Linked DNA regions of Homo sapiens: region 2 is linked to region 1. Evidence: read pairs that join two places in POLR2A ChIA-PET (ENCODE). Cell type or tissue: endothelial cell of umbilical vein. All regions are shown on one strand. Links, peaks and the distances in the headings refer to the core of each region. The heading gives the core; the rest is flanking DNA. Region 1 overlaps LOC101929710 (a long non-coding RNA gene). Region 2 overlaps LOC101929710 (a long non-coding RNA gene).

Region 1 (8,342 bases), core at 202-8,201:
TTAAGCAACTCCTAAGTTAATGTGGTGCATAGAAAACAAAAACAGAGTTTACTATAATATCATAGCCGGTGATATCATTTGTAGGATTTACTGCAAAATAAAAATTTGAAACCTCTTGTTGAAAAAGCAGATAAAAGGTGACATAAGCAGTACTAAAATTTGAAAATTCTTTGTTTTCTGTAGGTTATCTTGACTTGGCATGGTATTTTTTAATGTGGTGTTTAATATTCTAAGTAAATAAAAAATTAAAATTTAAATTACTAGAATGAATTTTGTCATCCATCTTTATATTCTACAACGCTGGTTTTAAATTCAAATATGACAACATTAAACTCACGCAGAATCATCGAAATTACATAATCTTAGTATTTTGTTTTTGGCAGAACAGTAGAAATGCTCCACAAGGCTAACTCGACTGTTTTTCTGTTTACATCTTGACATTCATGCATTCTACCAACACTCTACTTTTAGTTTGCTAATGAGTAATGAACTGCAAGCAAAGGAGCTATGGGTTGCCCTATCTTTCCCTTTCTTCTATATGATTTTCTGCAGGAACGGTTGGCTAATATAGGGAAGTAATAAGAGGTGGAAAAAACGAGAGTTTCTTGCTCATTCATGTTTCTTACAACATCATTGCTTTCTTTATGCATTCAGAGAAAGTTCTATTTGGAAGGTGAGGCATGGCCTCTTGGAATTGCAAGTGCCACTGCTTCCTCAGTAGTACATGTAACATGCTTACCTTGTACTATAATTTTGAGTCTTGCTGAACTCTCCTGCATTGTGGGTGCACTGGAATTCTGTGATCTTTGGCATTGCAAATTATTTATGCGAATGGGGCAGTAAGGAATGGCTGACATGCATTGGCTTAGTTCAGCTGCTATAATAAAATGCCATAGACAGTGTGGCTTAAAAACAACAGAAATCTATTTCTCACACTTCTGGAGGCTGTAAGTCCAAGATCAGCGTGCCAGTGTGGTCAGGCTCTGATGCGGGCCTGCTCCTGGGTGGCAAATGGCTATCTTCCTGGATTCCCACATGGTGGAAAGAGGGCAAGAGAGCTCTCTCTGGGATCCCTTTAATAAGGCACTAATCCTATTCATGAAGCATTCACTCTCATGACTAATTTCCTCACATCTCCTAATATCATCACACTGAGGGCTAGGATTTCATATATACATTTTACATGCACATTACATGTATCTCTTCTGCTCATTCAGTCCATTGCACACATATTGCATGTATCTCTTCTGTTCATGTGCATACCTCATTGTTCCATTGGACTTCAGCTACAAAACACAAATCAAAGCTAAAATTATTGAGAATTTCAAGCTGATGGCAACAGAGCATTAAATAAAGTGTGGGGCCCTTCAGAGTACAAGGCTCAATGATACTGCATAGGTCACACACCCATGAAACGGGTCCTGATGGCAATACCCTCTAAAAAATTCCATGATCAAGACATGCTCAGGGTTAGAGAACACGTCACAAGATGGAGAGAAGAGAGAAGGACTTTCTACAGGAGGTGACGCTGGAGCTGAAGCTTCAAGGATAAGAAAGATTTTGCAAGTGAACAAAGGAGAAGAGCATGTTCGTAGGGTGACAGCAGGTGCAACGGCACAAGGCACACTAAAGCATTGTGTGTTTGGGGGACGACAGCAGTTTGATGGAATTGGATGCAGATGGGTATGGGGCCACAAAGGAAGCTGAGATTTAAGAAATCCTAAAGAAATGTAAGTGCCAGGCTGGGCACAGTGGCTCACGCCTGTAATCCCAGGACTTTGGGAGGCCGAGGCGGGCGGATCACGAGGTCAGGAGATCGAGACCATCCTGGCTAACATGGTGAAACCCTGTCTCTACTAAAAATACAAAAATATTAGCCAGGCGTGGTGGCAGGCGCCTGTAGTCCCAGCTACTTGGGAGGCTGAGGCAGGAGAATGGCATGAACCCAGGAGGCGGAGCTTGCAGTGAGCAGAGATCACGGCACTGCACTCCAGCCTGGGCGACAGAGCAAGACTCTGTCTCAAAAAAGAAAAAAAAAAAGAAAATAAAACAGAAATGTAAGTGCCAAATGAAGGAATTTAAACAATCCAGGAAGCTACGAGTGTCATTGGAACAATAGAAGCAGGAAGGTGACACAAAATAATTTGTTCTCAAAGAGTTTCTTTAATAATTATGTGGAAAATAGGTTTGGAAAAAAAACTATAGAGAGAAACCAACTTAAAGTCATTGCTATGCTATAAGAGAGAAGCTAAAACTGGGATTCTTTAGTTTTTTTCTCTTTAAAATAAAAAAGTGAGAAAGAACCATATTAATGAATGAAATAAAATATTAGCTGAAAAATTAAAGCATAATGCCACATACAGCAATGACAATTGCTATAGCTGGGTTTTCCCCCCCTTTTTTTGAGACAAAGTCTAGCTCTGTCACCTAGGTTGGAGTGCAGTGGTGTGATCTCGGCTTACTGCAACCTCCACCTCCCGGGCTCAAACTATTCTCCTGCCTCAGCCTCCCAAGCAGCTAGGACCAAAGGCGCACATCACCACACCTGGCCAATCCCCCTGTATTTCTAGCAGAGACAGGGTGGTCTCTGCTAGAGGCCAGGCTGGTCTCGAACCCCTGATTCCAAATGATCCGCCCGCCTCAGCCTCCCAAATTGCCAGGACCACAGGCATGAGCCACCGCACCCGGCCATAGCTGGGTTCTTATATCAACTTCTAAGCCATTCCTTCAAAGCACTGGTCAAACACTTTGACAAACATGGCTAAGAGAAATGTCTACTCTAATTTGGTCTATATTCTATTATTCTCTTGATATTTGGGCTTGCTGATCCTCTTCTGAATTTTCTACTGTTTTTCTCATACACCCACCTGTACTGAACTATTGACTTCTTTATTATGAGCTACAATACAAACTAAAGTGACCACCCAGTCTTGTTAGATAAGTTTTTCCAAAGTTCAGTCTTTGGTAAGCACAGAATCCTTATAAACAGTACTGCTTTTCTCCAATGTGCTTTGCTAAATGTCCTCCACCAATGACTTATTTATTACTTCGAGGCTTTTCTGTGTAAAAGAAAATAAAATTGCAGGACCCTCTAAATTTATTATGCCAAGGAAGAATTTAAGCCCTGGAGACTGAGTCACAGAGCATATTTGCAACTTCTGCTTCTTAGATTATAAATTAGCTCTCTTCCTCATTGTTCTTGTTCTGTAAACAACCAGAGGCCAGACCTATTCGCCTTCCAGTCACTGATCTTTTTTATAGATTAATTGCCTCCTTTATTGTCCTGTACCTAACTCAGACCAGATGACAAAAAAGACCCCATGACTGTTACATCTGTAATGTTGAATTTTAAATATGCCTTCTCGAAAGAAAAAGACCACCTCGACTAATCAGATCATTGTAACTATACATCAAGCCTTATACAGAAAGATGTTGAAATTCTGTTCACCATCCCCAAGCTTTATCTAAAATAACCCCAAACTTCTACACTTCAGAGCACTGACTTCCATTCATCAGAATCTGTGTTTTGCAGGCAGCCATCCTCAAACTTTGTGCTTGAATAAACTCTCTTTAAACTAGATTCTGACTCTTTCGGTTATTTAGGCTGACATCTGTTTCATAAGTGCTATTTGCTCTGCTTCTCTTCTCTTCTTTTGCTGTTCTCTGAGAACTATGGGATTGGTGTCAATGTATCCATCAGTACTTTTAGTAAGGGAAGAGAGGAGCACTTTATGCTTCTGTTTTTCTGTGAAAGGGACCTGCCCATACTGAGGGAAAACTGGAAGTTTTCTCACTATGGAGAACAGGGATTGTGCAATATTCATGAAACACCGTCAAGCAATCCTTCTGTTGCCATTGCTAAAGGTTTAACTGTGGAACAATTCTATGCATGTTGCTGGCTATGCTGGTTTATCTTTTTAATTAATTAACTAGTTAATATTTATTAATATTATTTTTAATTGACGAATCATTTTTAAAGCAGGAGCTTAACTCTGCCAGCCAAGAACTATTTTTCCAACATTGTTTAGTTGTTGTGCAGATCTTACTTATTTAACTTTGCAAGGAGTTGGAGAATAGGAACCAGTTTCCAGTCTCACCCTGACTTCCTCACTGTTGATTTGTCTGTGCCCAAGAACTTTGACTTCCTACTTCTATTTACTTTTCCCCTCTGGTTCGTCCCATCAAATTATTCCTTGATTAAACATAATTTATCACAGCAGCGCTTTGCTATCTTTTCCATGTAGTGGCACATTTAGGACATGGTGTCTGTATGGCACACTGGGGTTAAGGGACAAGGCCACTTGCAGGTGGCAGGAGATGCTCTGGGGGGTTCTGGCCAAGTCAATTCCACCCATCTGCTCCAAGGGTTGAGAGAGTCCTTAGGTGAGTCCTTACCTGCAAACCATTTGCAGCACAACAGCCTTTCCTAGCACATACATTGGAAAACTCTGTAATAAAGAATATTTAGCCCTTCCAAGTATCAATGTTAACTATATCAATGCTTCTTAAATTTTTATATGCTTGTGTATCATCTGGGTATCTCACTAAAAATGCATATTCTGATTCAGTAGGTCTGAGATGCTGCATTTCTAACAAGTTCCCAGATGATGCCAGTGTGGTTCATGGACTGCATTTTTTGTAATAAGGAACTGGATGATTTATTAATACAACTTGCTCTGAAAAATTATAGAAGAATTCAAGTCACAGGAAATTTCTTCACTTTTAAAATTAGTTAGCAGAGCATCAGAAACAGTATAAAACAGCCTGTTTCAAATTGTAAGTGCTCTAATACTCTCATTTGACTAAATCTGCCTTGGTTCAGTTTCACATATGAAATATCTGAGAAACTTCAAAAGTGTTCTTCTTGATAACCCTCTAAAGCCTATTTTAAAGTGATTTTAATGGGCAGTTCCTTGTATAAGGAACAGTTGCCTGGAGTGCAGAGAATTACTACTAAATTTGTTTTTCTTATAATCGAAGAAAGACCCTTATGAATGAGACGTGATAGCTGATTATTTAGCAAGGCTTTTGTGCTAGATTGAACATACTCAAAGAAAAGCATAATTATGTTAAAAATTATTATATTCTCCTAGTCCTTGCTATAGAGAAGTTATGCTATTAAAGGAATCACTCAACTTTAACAAAATATCCTTTCTCCTCAAATTGTAACTAAAACTTTTTGCTCTAGAAATTACTGTTTCTCTGTCAATGAATGCAGATTCAGAGACGATAGGTGATATGTTCCATCTCCAAATGGAAATAAATTTAAAAGCAAGTGCAAAAATGACTTTAAGATAAGTGAAAAGTGTTATTATAATGTCTTTAAAAGAGGGAAAGAGTTCCCAAGATTCAAAACATTTTGAAAATAAAAATGTAAACTTTCCATTTTTAATACACACCAGTTTTTAAAGAAGAAAAAGGATTGACATACTATGATATTGAAAATGAAATATACGTCTATTCATATTCAAATTATAGAAATTTTGGAAATTTTTGCCAGAATACATGTTTACAAAAGATCCAAGCATCTTTCTTGAATGTCCTTGAAAAGTTTACTGAACATTTGACAATTTACTCTATCAATCTTTGTAATATGAGCATCAGTTGGACCTTTGAACATAAATTGAAGAGTGGGGAATGAGTTTGACATTACTTAGATATCTGTTATCTTTAGAGTAATGTAAATTAAATCATTTTCTGAATGAAACTGTTTTGGGAAGGAAGGGTAGTTGTGGTAGTAAATTTGAAAAGCTGAAAAAGAAAATCGTTGTCTAACTTTATAACCTGGGGAAGAAAGAAAGTATGTGGGAAGACAAATTAATAATTCTTGAGGCCTAAACATTAATAGTCAATTGAATAAAATATATTATGAATGTTAACTGCAGAATTCCAGTACCAATATATGGCAGTCTTCTTCCTAAGCAGAACTAAAAAATGTAGGTGGAGCTTTTTCTATATGAAGTAAATAGTTAACCAATTTCACATGAATCCTTTCTTTGAAGATTGCATAGAGAAATCATGGGACAAAGTGAATGACTATGGATGAGTAGTTTTATGGCCAATAAATTGTAGTACATGGTGTGTTACATTAGAGAAAAGGGCAGTCAGACTTCATGCTTCAAAGTGTAAATTGATTACTCTCTTGGGCTCTGATCATAAATCGTTTTTCTGGCCATCTTATTGTAATTTCATCCAATTGGTAAAAAGCAGCTTTAAAAAAAGTGTATTTGAAGAATTAGACCACTATAGTTATCAGATAAAAAAGCCCAGTAAACTTATGTTTGCATGAAGAAAATATGAATTTAAGCCGGGTACCGTAGCTCATGCCTGTAATCCCAGCACTTTGGGAGGCCGAGGCAGGCAGATCATGAGGTCAAGAGATCAAGGCCATCCTGGCCAACATGGTGAAGCCCCATCTCTACTAAAAATACAAAAATTAGCTGGGCATGGTGGCGTGTGCCTGTAGTCCCAGCTACTCGGGAGGCTGAGGCAGGAGAATTGCTTGAACCTGGGAGGCAGAGGTTGCAGTGAGCCGAGATTGCACCACTGCACTCCAGCCTGGCAACAGAGTGAGACTCCATCTCAAAAAAAAAAAAAAAAAAAAAAAAGAAAGAAAGAAAGAAAGAAAATAATATATGAATTTAACATGGCTTATAACATCCATATTAATTGCATCAGTTTTGTTTATGAAAAAAATAATAACACCCTAGAAACTATTATTCCTTTTGAAGTGACTACAGTTGAGGTAATTACATCCAGGTGATGACTGGATCATGGAACAAAACTCTATACAGCTAGAGTGCCAGTAAGGAAAAGAAACCTGAGCTACATGAGCTGCCTCAGCGAGCTGGCACTAGTATAGGCACTTTGCACATATGATCTCATAGAGATAATTATTTTTAAGAAAGACCACAGTTAATAAAAATAGAAGCTCTCTGAAACAGTTAAGCAGAGCTTCCAGAATATTCCTTATTTAAATATCATGCATAATTGGAACAAAAATAAAGAATACTATTACCTAAATAGTAAGGGGAATTTGTTGATCTTCAATGTTTCTCAATCAGCATTTCCTCCTGATTTGAATATAACTGAGCATTTCTTGCAGTTAAAACCTCCTAGAATGTGTCCACAGAGCTGAAATTGGCAATAGCTTCACCATTTTTCATGATTAAGTATGTTCAGTATTCTTATTGGTTACCCATTTCCTACTGGTCTTTCTGCTTACAAAAAGATAGCTTTTACAAATTAAAGAAACAATCACTTACCTTCTGTGTCCCAACAACCCTCTCATCACAAAGATGATATTCAAAATATTTGCCTACTTAACGTAAGTAGCAACTATTCAAAACACCATACCAGTCCTCTCTGTATATTTACCAGCATGACTATCCTGCATTAGTCAGGAAATCAGGAGAATGGATATTCTCCCCACCTAACCACCTTCAATCCTAGCATGTTACTCTTGAATGTTGGAGTGCATTATTCTATTGGTGTGTAGGATTTGCAAACTCTAGGCACATGCTATAGACCTTCTGAGCTAGAGGGACAAAGGTCTGAGCGGCTGTAATGGGTTGCTCTTAAAGTCAATTTTGCTTTTCATGGCAAAAAATGTGCTGTACAAACCTTTCTAGCTGATGTGGTGAATTGAAAATGAGGGGTTCTGTTTTCTGAACACAAAATTCTATTGCTTAAATAATCAGAGCTATTATAGAAAGAAATAACACTCTGTTCAATAATAGCTGAGGCAGTGTGAGGTAGTAGAAAGAGCAGAGGCTTTAAACTTGAATAAATCTCGGTTTGAAGGTGGTTTTCCTACCTTGATGATCTTGAGTATGTTACTTATTCTAATTTACTTCTATTTCCTCATCTGTAATACGGAGATAAAAATGCTCCATGGGGTTTATCTGAGGTTAAAATGGGATCACATACATAGAGGGCTTAACAGAGTGCCTGGCTAACACCTAGTAGATGTCTGATAAACAGTAAGATTATTAATTGTCTTCTCAACTCTTTGTGAATTAATCTGTGGTTAACTCATGGTAGGTATGTAATTTATACTGGAACTTTTACTTTGTACCAGCAGTTCTTTACTTTGGTGTTGGTTGTAAGGGTCAAATCTATCACCGATGTGGCTGCCTTTGGAAATACTTGCTTTTATGAATTGCAATCTTCTGCCAAATGGTTACTAGATTTCCAACTTATTCTGATGAGCTAACTTTCTCATCATACTGTTGCTTCAGCAAGATCTGTCTCTGATTCAGCTAAGCCCCTGGATTCTAACCTACATTGAACTCCCAGGATAGGAAATGTGGCTTCTCTTCTGTCTTGTGGCTATAACTATT
Region 2 (8,342 bases), core at 296-8,295, 110 kb after region 1:
TCTCTGTAAAACTTAACAGTATAGACCACCCTGTTCTTCCTAAAGCACTTTATTCTTTTCGTTTCTATGGTACCACAATATCTGGGTTTCCTCCAACCTTTTAAACCACTCTTTCTTTGTCTTCTGGATGGAATTCTTGTCCTCTGCTAGTTTCTTACATGTAATTCTTGCTCAGAGTTCATTTCTAGGCCATATCTCACTTTCCCTGGTGATGTCATTCATCCCCATAACCTCAGTTTCTATTAAGTGTCAGTAATTTTCCTTTCTCTATCTCCAGTTTAGCCTATTCATGGAAGGAGCAGACCCATTGAGACAATGGTCTACAAGACATATCTACTTCAATATATGGCAGGGACTATAAAATCAATCTGTCTAGAATCGAGTACATCCTGTCTTTCCCAAGCCAGTCATCCAAACACACCCTATGTTCCTTATTCATAATAATTCAAAACAGATTACTACTATTCCTCTGAATGCCTCTACATTGTACTTATTTTCTGTATTCAATTCTACTCTTCCTGTTCCCATTTTACTACCATATTCCTGAACACCAAATTTCCCTGCCTGAACCTCCCCAATAGCATGCTAATTGTTCCAACCTGCCTTATTTCCCTACAGTTATGCTCCGTCCTACAGATAGAATCATCTTTCTTTACTGTAAATTTGATCATTTTATTTTCCCCACCGAAATGGTTAATGTTTTTCCAAAGCTCTTAGGATTAAATGCAAATTCTGTAACATGACTTAAAATTGCCTACTTGTTCTGGTCTCTTCTTAATTTTCCAGCTTCTTTTCTTGATAAACCCAGAATCCCCTCTCCCCACAGATCTGCCAAAGGGCTCAGCTTTCCCTCAACTTAGAGGATCTTCGTGTGCTGCTCCTGCTGCCTGGAGTGCTCTTGCCACCCTCCTTTGCCTGTTAAAATATTACTCTTCTTTAGGCCTCAGCTGTATTTTTCTTCCTATAATTTACTACAATTCCCACCTCACTCCATAGACTGTAAGGCCCATGGAGGCAAGGGACATTATCTACTCTTTAAGAGTGCCAGCCGGGTGCCATGGCTCACACCTGTAATCCCAGCACTTTGGGAGGCCAAGGAGGGCAGATCGCGAGGCCAAGAGATAAAGACAATCCTGGTGAACATGGTGAAACCCCGTCCCTACTCAAAACACAAAAATTAGCTGGGCATGGTGGTGCATGCCTATACTCCCAGCTACTGGGGAGGTTGAGGCAGGAGAATCGCTTGAACCTGGGAGGCAGAGGTTGCAGTGAGCTGAGATTGAGCCACCGCACTCCAGACTGGCAACATAGCAAGACTCCATCTCAAAAAAAAAAAAAAATAAGGAGTGCCTGGCCAATGGTAGTTACTCACTAGATATTTTTTGAATGATTGAGTATATTTCAAAGTCTAACTTCACAGCAACTTTATTCCAAACATCCTCACTATGCATGTTTCTACTTTCAAGGAGCTCTGTTGAGCTAGTGTCAAAAAGTTGATTGTCCACTAATTACATTAGATAATCAGATCCAGAAGCAGCTACCAGTGATATGAGTTCTTGTGTCAACATTGAACTCTGAGCTTTCAGTGGACTTGACAGAGATGAGTGTCCAAGTGCCGTGGGAAGAGCCTGTACTAAGCAGGTGTCAGCATGTAGGCTTCCAAATGCCCTCTATTCCTGGATGACTGGGAGACCTGATTTGGGCTCTGCCAGCTGCTCTCCTACTTTATGTGGCTCCTCCTCAGTGCTCACTTTCTACTGCTTTAATTACTATGATTGTTCTCCTCCCCAGTTACACCCAATTAGCACTTTATTTCTTTTCTCACCTCCTACCCTATGCACCACTTCATGTGTTCAATTGAGTCTATCAGTTATCCTGTGACCTGGCCAGTGCGCTCCCTATGTAATAGTGAAGAGACTAAGACTAGTTTTTAATTATATAGATATGCAGTGGCCGAGTTGAGCTTTGAGCTCCAATGTCAGTGCCCATTTTATGGTTTCTGGAGGGTGCAGACCCTTCCTACATATCATTGTCACCTGTCATGCTCAGGGCATGTGGTAAATACTTCTCATTAGGTAAAAGTCAGTAAAGAAATTCAGATGTTCGAAACAAGAGAGAATGGTCTTTCTACTTTATGTTAATCCATTTAATGTGGTTTCTTAAAGACTGTGTATAGGTATATTAAGCACCACCTGCAACCACAGCCAAATAATTAACCAACAGAAAGAGCAAAGAGTGAAAGGGTGTAAGGCTTTACCTTAACCAATGGTAAGGACTGTTGACCTTCCAGAGAAGTGACAGCACAGAAAAACAAGAATGGAGTGTGACAAGGAGGCTGGAAACAAATAATTGGGTATTTTTCACTTTACATCTGAATCCTATAGTTTGGTCAATATGCATTCTGCATCAAATGTGCATCATACAATGTCGGTGGACTATTTCAGACACACAAATTTAATGTGATTTAAAATGAGGCATGAAATGCACTTATTTTTAATCCTATAAGTTTTTTCACAGTAAGAATGAAATAAATATTTTTACTTCTTGCGGATACTATCACTCCCTATTGGGACTTTCTTAGGATAGATAATATACTCATTTATTTAAAGGTATGAGGAAAGGACTAACGCTTGATTTTGACAAAACAAATTGTAATAAATCGTGAAAATTGCGAGCTTTTAGACAATATTAATCTATCTAAAAAAGAGCAAGATATATAAGGATTTTAAGTAATCAATTATCCAGAAATATACTTATATCTCTGCTTAAAAGGAAATGCTTAAATTAGCCATGTGAATCAGGGGCATGAAAATGGATATTTGAACATTTGGTTTGTGTCTCTGGGTAGCATGTGTTTTTTAATGGCACTGCCTCTGGCCTAGTTATCACCTCCCAGTCTCTATATCTGAAGGTGTCTTCTTACCAAGGTTTGCTTGATGAGGAAAATCAACAAGCCTGTTTACCCTCCTACTCTCTGATCCTCTCTCATTCCCTTGATCCTCTTTTTAGAACCCTTGATTATAAGTTCCAACACGGCACTTGCAACCTGGATAATTAAGTCAGATTGGTGAGAGAAAATGAATATTCTCACCTGCAAAAGAAATGATGGGATAATGATGAGTAGAGAAAAAGGACATGTGGATTTTTGTGTTAACATGTCTTAAAATATCCCAGGAGTCACATTGAGAGCAAATATAATGTCCTAGGAGTACTGGACATCGTTATTGAATGTTGAAGCACTATGGGTCAAAATACCATGGTGACTGTGGTAAGAGTAATTGCTGATAACAATGTTTTGTTAAAGCAAATTGTGAAAGTGGTTGCTGAATTAGCCCTAGAAGTAACTACTGTGTAAGAAAGCTTAACAGAGTCACTAGTTAACCAAAGTTGATGGCTCAGTTAGGAAAATAAAAGAAAAACTGGATGGCAACACACACACACATGAGAGACCAGAAATGCCCCAGCTGTGTGTGTGTGTGTGTGTGTGCACGCGTGCGTGCATATATCTCTATTTCTCTCTACCTTGCATCTTTCTATATATCGCCTGATGAAATCTCATTAAACTGGTATAATAAGCATCCTACCTAGACCAAGGAAGCCCTGCAAGTTATCAGCAGACTCTATCTCTGCCTTATGAAACATTAAAAGTAATCTTTTGGATTTGCTAAGACTGTGATAATTTGTGTGTGTGTGTGTGTGTGTGTGTGTGTGTGTGTGTGTGTGTGTGTTTTGGCACATTGATCTACCAGTTAGTTACTAGATAGATCAACAACTCTGAAGGAAACAGAAAATTGATGTCTAGCTGAGATCTTTGGACTTAATTAAAAGGGCTCTGATAATAGCGCTGTATTTTTTTTTTTTTTTTTGCCATCCACATCATGACTGGTGTTGAAAGTATTTCCTGCTGTACTAAGACAAGAACCGTCAACTCGTGTAGAGATGACTGTGAAGTGCATGTGCAGGGAGATGTTTTAAGAGTGTTTGTGTACATGTGTGTGTTTGGGAGGATGAGAGAAAAGAAAGGTCTCAAATTTCATAATTCTCTTCCAGTGTATTGAAAGTTAAGATACTTTGTTAAGAACATGAGGACTGTCTTAAGGGATATGCATATGGCTACTCTTTCAGGCTAAGTATAGAGAAGTGGCTAGCCAAGGAACTGGGTGTATTTGAAACGTGCTTATAATTTTCCTTGCAGCTTACATTTAAGAACGTTTCATGTGTTTGGGTGTAAAAGCAAAGAACAAGAAAGGCCGAGTCAAAGAGTGATGTTGTTCTGTTCCAGCTTTTTAAGGAATTCCTGCCCACAGTTCTGCCTAAATATTTTCATAATTCCTAGTATCACTTTAGAAATATTGCTGGGAGGGCAGATAAGAGGTGAACTTGGCATCATATGACCATGAGACTTTTTCGAATGAATGTTGTTACAAAATAATAAAGTCATGCAAACAAGCATAAAAATGGAGAAAATGAATTTGGTGTAATCTAAAAATAAAGTCTTAAATATGAAAAAAATCAATAAAAATAATTCTAATGGAAAATGTAGCTGTATATTAAGTTTACTTTCTCTAGTCTCCAATGTGCACTAAAACAACAGCTTCTTTATTTTCGATGGCTGAACTGATTTTACTTAAGAGGTCCCTGCTAGCAGGGAAAAGATTTGCTGGTCAATAGCTTTTCAGTTTCTTCTAGTTTAAATTGCCTTGTTTCTGAATGTTCAACAGCTAGTGAAGAAGGGCCTCAACGGCCGCTTTTGGATGGCTTTCTTTTCCTGCTCAAGATGAAGCAATGGAGTCCTGGTATATGAAGGGAAACTATCTGCATTTCTACAGCAGGGCAACTGGAGTCTTAGATCCACTGACTGTCCTCTGGCTCCCCATTTCTCTCTTCTGTGATATGGCTGGTCTACTCTTTGCCTGCACGGGTGACCCGTGACCTGCAACAAGTCATTATTGCAATTTGAGAAGGTGAGCTGCCACCTACTCTTGGATCTGAAGTCCCAGCCACAGGTCCCCTCTTTTGTAGTCTCTTTTGTAGCAGCCTCTTATTCCATCCCCAAACCATTGCCAATTCACATCCCTTCACTGAAGGGCATGGAAACTTCCAGACCCCCTGCTTGTTACACATGGACTGAGTGATTTCGCCAAAATAATCTGTGTGCTTAATAGGGTAACCCCATACTGCTGCAAACCTCTACACAGAGGCTCTTTTACCTGACAACACCAGGGTACTCGGCCCATCTGGCCTGTTTTGCAATTTTCTGTCCTTGTACTATTTCACAGGAAAAGCTGCTGGGCTTGAAAGCTGCTAAAACATCAATACCCAGGTTTCTTTCTCATCGTTTGGTGCAAGACTGAAAGGACAACATTCAGAGATTGTCATTATTTATGTCTCTTTGAAACCAGAGCTAGGGCTTAATCTTAGTGGGATTTAGAGACTTTAGTTTCTCAGGTGCTGAGGGAGAAAAGTACCATGGTAATAACTCCTTATTAATTCATTTTCGATGAAGATGCTACCATGGGAAGCAAAGCCAGGAAGGCATGATCTCAGGTGTATCCGCAGTTACTCACTCAGTCTTGGTTCTTCATTTTTCCCCAGACTGGGATGAGGGGCCTCTCCGACAGAACCTCCACTGGCCAGCTGCACTCATGGCTCACTCTGGGGGCAGGGACGGATGAGGAGAGACTGACTAGGTGCTTTGCCATAGGTATGGCATGCCTGCTGCTTTTGGCCCAGTAGCCCCAACCAAAGGGCAAGAGAACAGGAGAGGCCCTACCTCCTTTTACCTTCTTCTCACCAAAACAACACAGTTTTACGTATTATTATTCTTATTATATTAATCAGCACAGAAAGGCTAAATAGCATAGTTATTTGTCTCTTTCCATAAGGCAGTCTGGCATAATCCAGACTTAGTTTCTGGTCCCCATGTTGACACCATCTCATTATTCAAAGGCAATCCCTGAGAATAAGTCCCTCGAGATATCCAAGACGGTATCTCATAGAGTACCTTGGCTGTTCCACTTTCTTCCTATGAATCTGTTTTTTACCATGCAGCCAGAAGGATCTGTCCAGAAGGCTGTTTACTCCCCTACTAGAATGCTGGTTACTCATGTGACAAGCAGGGGGCCTGGAAGTTTCCATGGCCTTCCGAGCTCTTCCTGGACACCCCACTGCACTCAGAATAAACCTGCCCATTGTCATCCACTGGCTGCTCAGCATCTGAGGCCTCGTCCCATGTTTGGAGGAGTTTCTTGATGAGAAGGAGAGCCACATTTTATGTCAGAAGTAATAAATGCCAAATATTCACACTTCCTTGTGGCTAGAATTTAGGCACACAACAGGCCCCACCCCTCACCCCCACCCCCCATCATTAGACACTGTTGCTCAGACTTTGAATATGGAGATGATACAAGCTTCTGTGGATGACACGGAAGTTCTAGGGCAGGAAAGTTCCTGGGCCCTCAGAGGCTAGGGTTTTGGTAGCAGTGGTGTTCTGTGTGTGGTGCAAGCGGGGTCAGTGCTTAGCTGTGGTGGCAACAGCAGCCTCATCGTCTCAGTTCTGCATCATAATTTGGACCTCGTTCCTGGCAGTCCTAGAAAATTCTGTGAGCTGCCCAAGAACATTTTAACACTCTCATTTTCTGCTTAAAATGGCCAAAGTTTGCTCCTAATTGCATCTTAAAGCCCTAACTGATCCACATGGCTTACAGGGTCTTTTAGGATTTCCCCCGCTTTCCTCCCCTGCTTCATCTCAGCCTAACTTCCCAATAGCAAGCTGCAGTTCAGCTATATTGGAAGTCTTTTCTCACCTGGCTCTTTCTTACCTCTCAGTCTCTCTAAATGCTCTGCCCTTTGTCTGAAAAACCCTCTGCACTGGGAGGACACTGACTCTTCCTCTGAGTTTCAGTTTTTGCATCACCATCATTGGGACAGTTTCTGTAGCAGAATCTGCTAGTTACCCACCTACATCCCCTCTTCCCTTCTGCTTTACTAACAGAACTCCCATTTTGTACAGACCAGTCATGCGCCCAGTCAGTTGTACTCACCTCCTAAGTCTCTCGGAAACCAGGAGAGACTGAATGGCCATGAGAATCAGTCCTGGCCAGTGACCTGTAAGGAGAAGCCTACCAGGTGTGGCCCATGGGATGCTATTGGTTTCCCGATATAGTCAGGCTCCATTCACATGTGTCTTTCCCCATTCCTTTCCTTCTTATCTGTAATGCAGAGGTGATGTCTGGTGTTGGCAGACATTCTGTGGCCATGAGAACAAGAGCCACACTGGAGGAGAAAGAAATCAGGGGGACCCTGGATTCTCAATGACTTCCTGGAACAGTTGCACCAGACATAAACTGCCTGCTTCCAATTTCTTGTTATGTAATGTGATATAATTTATTGTCAGATTTCTGTTATCTGCCATCCAGTGCAATTCTGAGCCCCTCAGGCAATCTGATTAGGAGCTCCTTTTATTTTTCTCACAGTATCTTTTACTTCCCCTGTGAAAACACGTTATCACTCAGTTGTAATTTCCTGTTTACTCATCTGTATTGTCACCCTCAGTTGTAAGATCCATGAGGACAGTGACTGGAGTGGGTGTCCTCCAAAAAGACATGTTCCCATCCTAACCCCTGGTACCTCTGAATGTGACCTTATTAGGAAATAGAGTCTTTGCAGATGTAATCAAGTTAAGATAAAGTAATACTCAATTAGGGTGGCCCCTAGTCCAGTGTGTCTGTACAAGAGAAAGGAGAGGGAAACTGGACACAGAGACCCATACAGGGAAGGCCATGTGGCTATGGGAGCAGAGATTGGAGTTATGCTTCCACAAGCCAAGGAATGCTTCGGGCTGCTATGTACTGAAAAAGGCAAGGAAGCCTTCTCTCCTAGAGGGAGTATGATACTGCCAACACTTGATATCAGACTTCTAGCCTCAAGAACCAGGACAGTATATACTTCTATTGTTCTAAGTCAGACCCACTTGGTAATTAGATTTGGAATCTAAAATAGTGATCATGCCTACATTGTTTAGAATTGTATCATACCTTCTTACATTAGAGGTACCAACCTTAGTATTAATATTTTCCTCAGAGCAAGTCAGACCTAAAGCCATTACATGGGGTAGATCAGAGCTAGAAAATATATTGAGCCTGCTTTGTGAGGAAACAATTGGCTGCCTTCTTGCTCTGTCTCCTCACAATGAGGCTGGCTTATCCAAGGAGGGAAAATACACTGTATCTTGCTTGCCTAGAGTGTTGTGTTGCAAAGAATTCTGAAACAACTTTTGAGTCATTTATTCCATTTATTCAACAATTATTTATTGAGTGCCTACAATGTGATATTCAAGGTAC

Evidence for each region. ChIA-PET counts read pairs that join two places held together with the same protein. Peaks named below come from ENCODE experiments on the same cell type or tissue, not always from the same donor. Only the 100,000 strongest peaks of a DNase experiment are listed, where the experiment ranks them.
Region 2: POLR2A ChIA-PET joins it to region 1 with 6 read pairs; 3 of 35 experiments call an interaction of 5 or more read pairs at or near these places.

The regions. Positions count from the first base shown.
Region 1 is chr5:96,586,463-96,594,804 of GRCh38, reverse strand. The region is part of intron 4 of LOC101929710 (a long non-coding RNA gene); the gene reads right to left. It also overlaps a transcript of CAST not described here. Among named protein-coding and RNA genes, the nearest start is that of CAST, 72 kb to the left of the region's middle. In endothelial cell of umbilical vein, for the core only: no CTCF peak of the experiment used is centred there; a DNase peak (open chromatin) is centred at 3,294; H3K27ac peaks cover 5,438 bases.
Region 2 is chr5:96,472,452-96,480,793 of GRCh38, reverse strand. The region is part of intron 4 of LOC101929710 (a long non-coding RNA gene); the gene reads right to left. It also overlaps a transcript of CAST not described here and the pseudogene LOC102724070. Among named protein-coding and RNA genes, the nearest start is that of PCSK1, 43 kb to the right of the region's middle. In endothelial cell of umbilical vein, for the core only: no CTCF peak of the experiment used is centred there; a DNase peak (open chromatin) is centred at 3,983.